Linked DNA regions of Homo sapiens: all the other regions are linked to region 3. A link is a loop called in an ENCODE intact Hi-C map of the cell type or tissue named here. Cell type or tissue: ovary. All regions are shown on one strand. Region 1 overlaps CSPG4 (chondroitin sulfate proteoglycan 4). Region 2 has its middle 40 kb from the start of MIR4313. Region 3 has its middle 8.7 kb from the start of CIMAP1C.

Region 1 (4,000 bases), 48 kb after region 3:
GTGACTGCGTCAGCATATGATGAACTCGTGTGTCTGTGTCACTGAGTCTGGGGACATGTGATTATGCACCTCCCTGAGGGAGTGCATCTCAAGCTGTGTGACCGACCCCCTGCAACCGTGTGTGGGGTGGGCATTAACATGTGACCAGCAGCCGGGGCAACCCAGTGAAACCCCATCTCTACACAAAAAATTTAAAAATTAGCCGGGCCTGGTGGCACATGCCTGTGGTCCCAGCTACTTGGGAGGCTGAGGTAGGAGGATCCCTTGAGCCTGGGAAGTTGAGGCTTCAAGGAACTGTGATTGTACCACTGCACTCCAGCCTGGGTGACAGAGTGAGACCCTGTCTCAAAAAACAAAAAATGTGACCAGCTGCATGTCTGGCTGCTGTGTGTGTGAACCCACGTGTGTGTTTGTGTGTCTAAATGAGCAGTGGTATCTAGAGGAATAAGTGGGGCAAGATCAAGCCTGTTCCGGCTTCTTAGGGCCACAGTGGACCCCTCTGAGACCCCCTCTGTGGCCCCCTGTGAGTCCTTGTGACCTCTGTTAACCAGGCAGCCCAGGAGGCAGTGCCACCTGCAGACATCGTATTCTCAGTGAAGAGCCCACCGAGTGCCGGCTACCTGGTGATGGTGTCGCGTGGCGCCTTGGCAGATGAGCCACCCAGCCTGGACCCTGTGCAGAGCTTCTCCCAGGAGGCAGTGGACACAGGCAGGGTCCTGTACCTGCACTCCCGCCCTGAGGCCTGGAGCGATGCCTTCTCGCTGGATGTGGCCTCAGGCCTGGGTGCTCCCCTCGAGGGCGTCCTTGTGGAGCTGGAGGTGCTGCCCGCTGCCATCCCACTAGAGGCGCAAAACTTCAGCGTCCCTGAGGGTGGCAGCCTCACCCTGGCCCCTCCACTGCTCCGTGTCTCCGGGCCCTACTTCCCCACTCTCCTGGGCCTCAGCCTGCAGGTGCTGGAGCCACCCCAGCATGGAGCCCTGCAGAAGGAGGACGGACCTCAAGCCAGGACCCTCAGCGCCTTCTCCTGGAGAATGGTATGGCTGTGAGAGAGGCCCAGGGGCTGCAGCCCAGCTCTGGGGGCAGAGTGGAGGGAGCCCTGGGGACTCCCAGTCTGGGGGTTATACACAGAGAGGAGACGGGGAGTCACATTTCAGAAGCACCTATGCTTTAAATACCATATATCTTTTCTTCCTCACAACTCCTCGGAGCCAGAACTTATGGTCCCCATTTTCTACCAATGGAAAATGAAGCCCTAAAAGAGTCAGTCTCCTCCTGCACCCAAAGGCAGGGCATGAAGGGTGCTGCTGGGGCCTGACTGCCAGCCCTGGGCCTGCCCCTAGGTGGAAGAGCAGCTGATCCGCTACGTGCATGACGGGAGCGAGACACTGACAGACAGTTTTGTCCTGATGGCTAATGCCTCCGAGATGGATCGCCAGAGCCATCCTGTGGCCTTCACTGTCACTGTCCTGCCTGTCAATGACCAACCCCCCATCCTCACTACAAACACAGGCCTGCAGGTGAGAGCATCCCTGGGAACACCCCCATGTCTGCTTCGAGAAAGAGGCCAGCGTCCCCTACTTCGCGGCTCAGAGCTCCCCCAGCTCTGATCCTCAGTTTCCTCCTCTGCAAAATGGGGACGCTGCCACATGCCTCACGGGGTTGTTGGAAGGAGAGAAGTGAGATTGTGCTGAAATAGAACACAGGTGGGAAGTTTTTTTATTGGATGTTTGCAAGTATGGTAGGCAGACTTCTGAGCGGCCACGGGTGGCTCTGCTGTTCCTTCTTCTGTGGCTAAGGACCAGAACATCTGACAGAATCACTTACAAGCCCTTAAGGGCAGGCATCAGGGCGGAAGCTGTTAAGTTTCCCACCTTCACCCAGCAAGTGAAGGCCATGGCTTGGCTCCCCAAACTCCTGCACAAGGCTGTTCCACGCCCAGCAGGACAGTGCAGGGAAGGCCCTGGTGAACTTCGCTCAGGCAGAGGTAAGGGCCCCACTCTGCAGGTGGAAGTTGAGGCCCAGACGTGGGATGGAACTTCTCCATGGTTGCAAAAGTAGTTCTGGTGGAACAGAAAGGGCATGGCTTTACAAAGCCCACATGGCAGGGCTTTGAACCCCAGCTTCTGGGGTGCATCCTCCCCGGTCAGCAGGAGCCACTGAAGTTTCCATAAAGGGCTGACTTGGGCTGTCTCTGGCATGGGGTGCCTGGGGCGGGGGTGGGGGCGGGGCCTTGGTGGTCTAGGATGTGCCCGTAGCGGGTGGCCTGGTGGTGCGGAAGCCGCCAAAGAGTGGGACACAGTGCTCTGGAACCACAGGCCAGGACGGCTGTGTGGCAGCACAGCCACCAGGTGGTGCCATCTACCTGTGTTTGCTCCAGAAGCCTAGTGCTGGGGTCCTGCCCCGCAACATTATGGCCCCTCCTGCCAGGGCTGGGCCTGAGGGCTCCCTGGGGCCGGGGGAGGAAGCCCAGGAATGCCAGAAGGCTCTGTTTTCCGGGCATGTGAGTCCCACTGCAGCTCTGCCCGCAAGTAATTGACCCAGCAAGACTGGTACCAGGACCTCAGGAACAGGCACCTGCTCTGCTTGCAAGTGGGAGGCCTGAAAAAGGGGTCCCCTTTGCCCAACATAAGGAGGGCCCCTAACTGCTCTGGAAGCACCTGGGCCCATCCCACGCTGATTCTGTGCTGCAGAACAGTGCCAACCATCAGCCCCCCACTCTCTGCGCCACGCACCCCTCCCTCAGCTGGAAGGAGGGCCCATTTCTAAAATCACCATTCCCACCTGTGCCCGGCCCCGGCCAGGCACACACGGAGGCTCTGAAAGGAGACCCCTGTCCCACCAGTGAGACAGATTAGGGAGCACTGTTGGTCAGCGCTGGGGGTTTCTGGGAGTGAGAACTTGGTGAGGGTAAGAGCTGGGGCCTTCCTGGGTAGGGGACATAAGCTGGCCTTGAGGGACACACAGGACTAGGGCAGATGGAGAGCAGGGAGGCTGGGCCTGGAGGGTGACCTTCCCTGGGGCCTTCCCTGGGGTGACAGGGAAGGTGAATGCGGGAGGCCCTTTGTGCAGGGGAGCCAGAGTGGCGCCAGCCTCGATGCCACCCGAGGGGCTGAGCCGCAGCAGGACTGGAGCCCTGGTGGCAGCCCAGGGCCGGGGAGGAAGGGGTGGGTGAGTGCGGCAAGGCAGAACCTTCACAGGCCTGTGTTCCCAGATGTGGGAGGGGGCCACTGCGCCCATCCCTGCGGAGGCTCTGAGGAGCACGGACGGCGACTCTGGGTCTGAGGATCTGGTCTACACCATCGAGCAGCCCAGCAACGGGCGGGTAGTGCTGCGGGGGGCGCCGGGCACTGAGGTGCGCAGCTTCACGCAGGCCCAGCTGGACGGCGGGCTCGTGCTGTTCTCACACAGAGGTGGGTGCTGAGGGCCGGGCCTCGGGTTCCTGCTGCCCACGGGGGTGCCCTGAGATGGGGAGCCGGCTCGGGCCAGCTGGACCCAATGCCCCTGTCCCCAGGAACCCTGGATGGAGGCTTCCGCTTCCGCCTCTCTGACGGCGAGCACACTTCCCCCGGACACTTCTTCCGAGTGACGGCCCAGAAGCAAGTGCTCCTCTCGCTGAAGGGCAGCCAGACACTGACTGTCTGCCCAGGTGGGTGTGCTGATCATGGGCATTCCTGGGTGCCAGGAGCTGGGGCGGAGCTGAGGGTGGCATGCCAGGGTCACGCTGCCTCTTTGCAAACACAGGCCTGGACCTGGCTCCCAGTCAAAATCTGATATCCCCTTTTGCCTCTGGCAGGGTCCGTCCAGCCACTCAGCAGTCAGACCCTCAGGGCCAGCTCCAGCGCAGGCACTGACCCCCAGCTCCTGCTCTACCGTGTGGTGCGGGGCCCCCAGCTAGGCCGGCTGTTCCACGCCCAGCAGGACAGCACAGGGGAGGCCCTGGTGAACTTCACTCAGGCAGAGGTAAGGGCCCAACTTTGCAGCCACCACTCAGATGCCCCCA
Region 2 (4,000 bases), 69 kb before region 3:
GTGTGGTGGCAGGCACCTGTAGTTCCAGCTACTTGGGAGGGTGAGACAGGAGAATCTCTTGAACCTGGGAGGCAGAGGTTGCCGTGAGCCGAGATTGTACCACTGCACTCCACTCCAGCCTGGGCGACAGAGCAAGTCTCCATCTCAAAAATAATAATAATAATAAAATAAATAAGAAAATCATTAATCTAGTCCAGACCAGTCTTTTACAGATGAGGTCACTGAAGTGTAGAGAGGTGAACTGACTTGTCTCCTCTTACACAGCAAGTCACTGGCAGAGCTTGACCTGAAACCCAAAGCCAAGCGTTTGCTATTACCTCCAGGTCCTTCAGTCCAGCCCTCCTGGGGCTCTGCCTTGGGAACTGGTATTAGTGACAAAGGGAGTAGAGAGGAACATGCATAGAGCTCTCCATTTAGATGGACATATTCACACTGTGCCAGGGCACCGGCAAGAAACAGTGCAAGCTCCAAGTGCTTGCCCCAACCCTTTTCCCCCTCCCCATCCTCTCTCATAACCAACTTCAGCTAAAAGGTCTGAAAAGATAAGGGAATCTTAGATGACTCTCACTAGGGTGTAAATGACTCCCACCATGATTTTTATTTTATCGAGACATAACTCTAAAAACAGTTTGATGGATAGTGTGCCAGGCAGTAGGATGAAGACAGATGGGGAAACTGCCTGGGGTCATGGAGAGAGTGGAGGCACTGAGGCCCTGAGTGATTTCATAAGGAACACCTTAGCAAATGTCCAGCACCATGATTTCTCATCTTCACTACCCAGGACACACAAGGCCCCACGTTCTGACAGATTTTATCAGACAAATTGCACTTGGTCATGCTTCATTCATTTTCCTCGGAGAGTTTCCAGGTTACATAGAATTGAGGTAATCTCCCCCCTCCCCATCACTCCCACGAAGACACTCTATGTTTCTGTTTGCAATACAGTCTTATATGGATTGATATTAGATTTTCATGGTGCTCTTTGTATTTTACAACTATTACTCAAGCTGGAGACCCAAAAAGAGCACTAGCTTTAGAATCAAAGACCCCTGGGTTCCAGTTTCAGCTGAGAGACTGTGAGCACATCGCTAGCCCACTCTGATCCTGTCTCCTAGTTGTATAATCACCTATTTCCCATCAATTGCGAGGCTGGAGATAAAAGTGCCCACTCTGGCCAGTACACAGTAGGAACTTAGTAAGCTTAAGCTCCCCACTACCCTAAAGTGTTAGCGGAAAGACAGAGATGTGGGGAATGGCACCTGGGAGGCTCCCGCTGTATGCTTCACAATCCTACCAATGAAAAATCTGAATTAGGCTTCAGTTTCCTGTCTACAAAATGAGAAAGACCAGGAGTGGGTAGGAAGTAGAGGAGCTTGGCTTTGTTGGCTTAAGCCGGGACCGTCTGATTCTGTAACGCGGGCTTCACTGCAGGGTCCAGCCCACTCCCCAGCCAGGGCTTCGCGTGCTCTTAATGTCTTTTGGCCAAGTCCAAGGCTGTCCAAGGTGGCGGTGGGGATGTGGGGTGGTGGGTAGTGGGGTGGAGAGAAGCAGTTCCCCCATATAACCTGCAGGTGGCACCAGAGCAGCGCGGGTTCCGCTCCAACCTTCCTGGAGACCCAGGCAGGGCGGGGTAGGGCGACGCAGAGGTGGTGCACGCTGCTCAGCTGGGCAGCGGCAAGAGCGCGACTGCGGATCAGTCCACACCGTTTAAAATCGACACAAAGGTCTTCTGGCTAATTTCCTCTCTTTAATAGGGTGATCATATGCTTTATCATCCAAATCAAGACACTTCGGAGAGTGAAAGGGGGCACTATAATAATTGTACCAGGACAGCAGACATAACATTAGCTGTACCTTGCAAACCAGAACGTATGGTCACCCTACACTCCGGTCACTTTTTCCTCCTTGTTTCCATTCTTTCTTTTAATTTTTTTTCTTTTTAAACACACAGTATTCTTTTTCCCTGAGCACCGCTGTCTTTGAAAATGCCCTTGCACTCGGGATGTTTTCGACCATGCAACATCTGTTTTCGCATCTTGAGTCTGAACAGGCTCTCTGAACCCACCCCAAAGGCTGGTTTTAGCTTCCAGTCGGAAGACTCTGTTCTCTGGTTTACCATCCCCATGACTCAAGAATTAAAGATGTCAGACCTGGAACAGTGGCCCTTATCTCAACTTTGGTTCCTCTTTGCTAAATCTATTCCTGTAATTTTGTGCTGAGTGCTCATGTCCTTTATCTCCTTGAATTTACGTATATTAGTTTATCGAATTGCAAGTAGACAAGCCCCATTAAGCAGGATTCTTATATTTCCAAGGTCATCTCATTACTCCATTCAACCTCAAATTAGTATGCCATTTATCCCCTTATTTCCGAACCCCCTTCACTTAATAGTCTCATAAGCATCCATCCATCGCAAAAAGGACTCGAACTTTTCTCACTTCCATTTTTAGTTGATTCATTGCTATCCAAGTAATGATTTGTCTGGGGGAGTGATTAGTAGAGAATTGTGCCCTTAAATTTAGTTTTATAGTTGGATTCTGCTAGTTACTATCTCTCTGTCATTCTCACATTGCAACAAATGACTGGGTTTCTGTCTCAACCTAAAATGTAGGTTAGAAATTTGATCTTATCTGAATAAGATATTAATAGATAATGTGAGACTTTTTAAAATTTACTGAAATGTTTCTCAGCCAAGAATGACACTCATGGTCACAAATATGTATGTAAGCAAGCAGAAAATTGAGCTTTAAATATATAAACTCTTAAAATATCATATTTAGAGACTATGTTTTTTTCTTTCTTAGTAAAGTATATTTGCTATGGTTGGAATGATTGTGTCTCCTCCAAAATTCATGTTGGAACTTAAACCCCAATGTGATAGTATTAAGAGGTGGAGTCTTTAGGAGATGACTAAGCTGTAAGGAGGAGCCCCCTCGTGAATGGGATTAGTGACCTTATGAAAGGGCTTGAGGGAGCTACCCAGCTCGGTTTTCTTCTTTTGCTTTTCTGTTCTTTCCACCATGCTGGGACACAGCATTCCTCACCTCTGGAGGTCTCAGCATTTAAGGTGCCATCTTGGAAGCAGAGAGCAGCCCTCACTAGACTACAAACCTGCTGGCGCTTTGATCTTGGACTTCCCACCCACCAGAACTGTGAGAAATACATTTTTGTTCTTTACACATTACCCAGTCTCAAATATTTTGTTACAGCAGCACACATGGACTAAGACAGTATCTTACATTCAGCGAGGTGCCTATACCTTAAGCTACAACTCCTTACTATTTACATATGTGCACACTTATGTGACCGCCACTCAGTTCAAGATACAGAATGTTCCCATCAGCACAGAGGGCTCCCTCTTGCCCCTTCTCAGTTGCTGTCCCCTCAAAGTTAACCAGGATCCTGACCTCTGCAACCATGGATTAGTTTCGCCTGTTCTTTAGCTTCATATAAATGGGACCATTCAGTATGTGCACGTTTGTGGCTGGCTTCTTTCATTCAATATAATCCTGTGAGATTTAACCACGTTTTGGGTACTGGTAGCTGTTTATTTTTCTGGTTGTGTAGTTTTCCATATTTCATTTATTACCCTGCTATTTTTGTCTCTAACTCAGTGTCTTGTGGGGTCTATTGTTCCTTTTTAGCTGGATTGATACTAAGTGTCTTCTTATCAATGGAGCTTAGGACATTTTAGAAGATGAAAGCCTAATAACCCCAAGCCCCCCAATCTTAAGCCAAGTTTCCTCCTCACGCCTGCTTCAGTTGCTCTTCTTCATGTGGTATTTTTTCCCTCACAAAACTGATGGAAATTAAGAAACCCAAAAGCTCTTCATCATGTTATCAGCTTAGGGACGCTTGTCATCTGAATAACAGGGTAGATATTTATCATCTGAAATGTTAAAATAACTAGAGCAAACACTTACATAGCACTAACTGCTGTTCACAGTGCTTTACATATATTATTTTCCTCAAAACTGCTCTGTGAAATAGACACTATTAT
Region 3 (4,000 bases):
TGTATTATGACTATTCTTATTCTAATTATTTTCTTTATTATATTGAAACAGTTTGTGCCTTCAGTCTCTTGCCCCAGCACCTGAGTAATCCTCCACCCACAGGGCCACAGGCCCCATGAGATCTCTGAGGCCACAGAGTGTGTCCACACACGTGACCTCCAGGGTGATTCGGGCCAGAGCACAGGAATGGCCCAGGCAGAGGTGGCCTGGGCGTGGGCAGAGATGGCTCGGGCTGGGCCTGAGGCATCCAGGGGCTCAGCATCGCATCTCCTCAGGGGGGCCATCTGAGACTGCTGGGCCAGTGAAGAGGCTTCTCCCGGGTACCCACCTGTCCTGTCCAAGAGAGAACAGCCAGCCCCACAGCCCCAAATGTCTCTGTCCTCCAAGAGGCCAGATGTGAATCACAGGAATTTACAGCCCAGCCTGGCATGGGATTTATGAGTCTGCCTCCAGCCAGGGCTGGTGGGGAGTGGCCACTGTCAGCCCCCCATTGCCGCTGATGGATGAGGCTGTTTCCTGTAAGACAAACTCCCTCTGTGGCAGGCAGTGGAGGGAGACACATCCAGGCCCTAGGGCCAACCCCATACCTGTCCCAGAGCCGGATCCCTCGTGCCCTCACAGTCCATGCCTCCCCTTGATCCCCAGCCCTACACAGTGACACGCAAGCAGGAGGTGCACCCAAGGGGCCCAGCTCTTAGCCAGAGCTCTGCCTCCCACACTGCCATCTGCACCCCCTCCCCATGACCTTTAAAACCTTTCCATCCCAGGGCCCAAGCCTTGGGACCAGCCCAAGATGGGATATACCACACTCAAAGCCAGAATGGATCTCTGAGGTAGCCCAGAACACACACACGCACGCACGCACGCATATATACACACACATGCATGCATGCACATACACAGTACACAGATGAGAAACCAGGGTCCAGAGAGGAATGGGCCTTGCCCAAAGTCACCCAGCAGCACAGTGGTGAAGCTGAGACCCCAGCCCACAAGCCCCCTGGACTGGTCATTTCAGTGTCCGGTCACAGTGGACTGTCATATGGCCACAGGGGTAGTTTTCACCTCCAAATGCAGGTGCCTCTCCAGAGAACAGACAGACCTGGGTTTGAGTCCATGCCCCACCACTCTGTGTGTAAAGGTCATAAACTCTCTGTGCCCGTTCCCTCACCTGAAAAATGGGGATCAAAATAACCCCAACTTACCAAGGTTCTTACGAGGTTCAAGTGAGAGGATGCAGGTAGAGCCGCAGGACAGAGTGGGCCCCTGGCACATGCTCCCTGAGTGGTAACAATGGTTCTCCACCATCTCTCGTGTCTCAAGGGGCCCCGCTGCCTGATTTGCTGCGGGCAGGAGGACAGTCATGGTTGGGTGGGGCAGGAGGAGCAAGGAGAGTTTGAGTGTGGGACTGCAGGGCAGGAGTGAGGCCACTTCCTACTGGAGGAGACCCTGGAAGTCTCCCTGGAGGTGGTGGCATCAAGCAGAGGATGTAGAACTCTGTTTCTCTTGCTCTGAAGCTGACTGGGGGCTTCTTGATTGCCACAGGGATGGAGGGAAGCACCCTACCCTGAAAGCCTAGCCCAAGCTTCTGCCCTGGATGACCTGAGGAGGAGTCCCTCCTTTCTCTGGGCATCAGCAAAATGGGGCCGGGAGGACTAGACAACACTCCCTAGAGGCACCTTTCTGCTCTGGCCTTGTTGCAAGCTGAAGAAGGTCCTCCAGACCCACCCTCTGCAGTACCCAATTATTGCCACTGGGCAGCAGCAGGGAGTAAATCTGCGGTCCGGCCTCCTTTCCCTGCCGGCCAGTCCCTCTCCCAGCATCCGGTGGTCTTTGCTCCTCCGTCCCCCCGCCAACTCGCCAGAGAGCCAGAGCTGAGCGTCCTTCACATCCAGACATCTGATGCTCCCCTCAGCCCTGCAGAGAGCCAGCATGCTGGCTGCTTTTCAGATGGGGAAACTGATGGCCAAGAGGTGAGGACTTGCTCAAGGTCACGCAAGAGCCAAGTGTGCCCACAGCGGAGGTGGTGTGAAAGGAGACTGCGGTCACACGGACCTGGCTGGGATCCTGGTCTCCTCACCTCCAGCTGTGTGTCATCGGGCAGGTCACCCACCCTCTCTGAGCCTCAATTGATATAAGTGCTGAACACATGAAGCCACCGCTTTGTTTCCAATAGAGTTTATGCCCCAAGAGTGCAAAGACATGTCTGTCACTCACCTCAGCACCCCCAGAGCCTGGCGCAGGGTGGGATTCGGAGAATAGCGCCTGCCTCCCAGGGCCTGCCTGGCACTCAGCAGACACTGTGTCTCCTCAAACCGCAACCCCCCAACCTGGCCCCAGCCCTGGATCAGCCTCACCTCGCCTCATTCCCCTCCCATCAGTCTTTCCTGCAGGACACCCACCCACCCGGCCTTGAGGGGGGGCTCCTGCTCACCTCCCCACCCCATCCCTCTCGGCCCCCTTTCTCTGTCCTGGCCTCTCCCTCATGTCGCTCTCTCCTGCCGAGCCCCCACTTGGCTCTACGCTGTTTACAAGAGAATGATGACAGTTTTTATTTCTCTGTTTTATCTCCCTTCCTCCCCTGAAGGGAAACGTGCTTCCAATCTTCCAGGAAAAATTGAAGGCTCCGGATGAGAAAAAGCAAACAAAGGACAGTGGGACCATGGGCGTCCCCACCCCCACCACCCGCAGGCCCCACACTCAAACCAGCGCCCGTGCCCACGCCCATGCAGCCGTCCTCCGCCAGGCCCCAAGAACGGCTGTTACTTTGGGGGTAATTGAAAATGTCGATCATTATTCTAGAGCATAAGTAGGTCACAGGGACACAGGGAGCGAGAGAGAGAGAGAGAGAGAGAGAGGAAACCTGGTCATGGGAGAGGATCTGGGGGAGAGAAAGGCCAGCTGGGAGGATGTGGGCGTGGAGAGGAAGAGGGAGCAGAAGGAACGGGAGGGCGGGCAACTCTCCACCAGTGAGCAGGGCCACGGACTCAGGGGGATGTGTCCTCCCACCAGCCCCCCACCACACCCCGAAAGGAGCCGGGTGGCAGGAGCTCCTGTTTAGTCCTCCCGTACCTGAGCAGCCCCGAGAGTGGGTGTCTGTGAGTGCTGGGAGCAGGAGTGGGGACCTGGCTTGTCTTCATGGGGGTGCCCTCTCACGACCACGTGCACAGCGCCCAGAGGCCAGGTCCCAGGCTGGCGGGCTGAGAGCAGCCAGCGGTCCCCTCTCCTGGGGGAATGCAGGGACTCTCCTGACCTCCCTCCCATCACCCATCCCACCTCTCTCTGCATGTCGGGACATCTCATGGTTTGTGGATTTACTACTCCAGGGCAGTGAGGGGCGCCAGTGAGCCTGGGTGGGCACGTATCTGTGCATGAGATGAGATGCCTGGGAGAGAGGGATGGGGCAGGGTGTTTGAAGGCAGTGGTGGTACCAGGTGTGTGTGTGTAGAGTAAGGTGTGGGTCTGTGCATTTGTGTGTGTGTCTTGCCCCACGTGTGTGCGGTAAGGGACGTGTGTGTGCACAGCCCCTACCTGTGTGCCTCCAGATGGTGTGTCCATGTGTCCCTGCAGGCAGGGCCCCTCTTCTGCTCCTGGCCCAGGGCCACCATCCCCCCAGGTCCTGGGAACCTGAGTGGTGATTGGCCTTGGGGTTCCCTCCAGCAACAGTGGAACAACAGACCAGCCCCCACCCCAGCCAGTGTCCAAGAGGCTCGTGGGACTGTGATGTCACCACCAAGCCCTGGCTGAGGTAACCCAACATGGAGCCAGGCCTGTCTTGCCCCCTAGAGAGAAGAGAGGAACCTCAGGTGGGTCTCCTGCCAGGCACCGAGCCTCATCCACCCTCCAACATCTGCTCGTGGTGGGAGAGGGTGAATTCCCACCCTCTCACGGACACAGCCTCAGACCTCCTGGAGGCCAGGGCTCCAGGTGAAGACCAAGTCTTCGTACCCCCGGACCCAGCCAGAGCCTGGCACAGGGCAGGAGCTTAGCAAATGTTTGT

What was found. Hi-C counts contacts between places; a loop is a spot of excess contacts. Peaks named below come from ENCODE experiments on the same cell type or tissue, not always from the same donor. Only the 100,000 strongest peaks of a DNase experiment are listed, where the experiment ranks them.
Region 1: it touches region 3 in a loop (2.2-fold over the local background); 53 of 110 quality-filtered maps call a loop at or near these places.
Region 2: a loop joins it to region 3, with 2.6 times the contacts of the local background. A loop is called at or near these places in 89 of 110 quality-filtered maps.

The regions. Positions count from the first base shown.
Region 1 is chr15:75,682,253-75,686,252 of GRCh38, reverse strand. CSPG4 (chondroitin sulfate proteoglycan 4) reads left to right here. Exons shown (of 10, transcript NM_001897.5): 4 at 552-1,034; 5 at 1,341-1,517; 6 at 3,212-3,410; 7 at 3,512-3,646; 8 at 3,794-3,960. Among named protein-coding and RNA genes, the nearest start is that of CSPG4, 29 kb to the left of the region's middle. RefSeq lists enhancers at 1-72, 2,952-3,796. In ovary, a CTCF peak has its summit at 2,386 (motif pointing right); a DNase peak (open chromatin) is centred at 2,335.
Region 2 is chr15:75,799,840-75,803,839 of GRCh38, reverse strand. No RefSeq gene overlaps it. Among named protein-coding and RNA genes, the nearest start is that of MIR4313, 40 kb to the right of the region's middle. In ovary, a CTCF peak has its summit at 1,577 (motif pointing right); a DNase peak (open chromatin) is centred at 1,599; H3K4me3 peaks cover 310 bases.
Region 3 is chr15:75,730,740-75,734,739 of GRCh38, reverse strand. It overlaps the pseudogene DNM1P35. Among named protein-coding and RNA genes, the nearest start is that of CIMAP1C, 8.7 kb to the right of the region's middle. RefSeq lists an enhancer at 2,478-3,409. In ovary, a CTCF peak has its summit at 1,745; DNase peaks (open chromatin) are centred at 1,749 and 2,939; H3K4me3 peaks cover 200 bases; H3K27ac peaks cover 945 bases.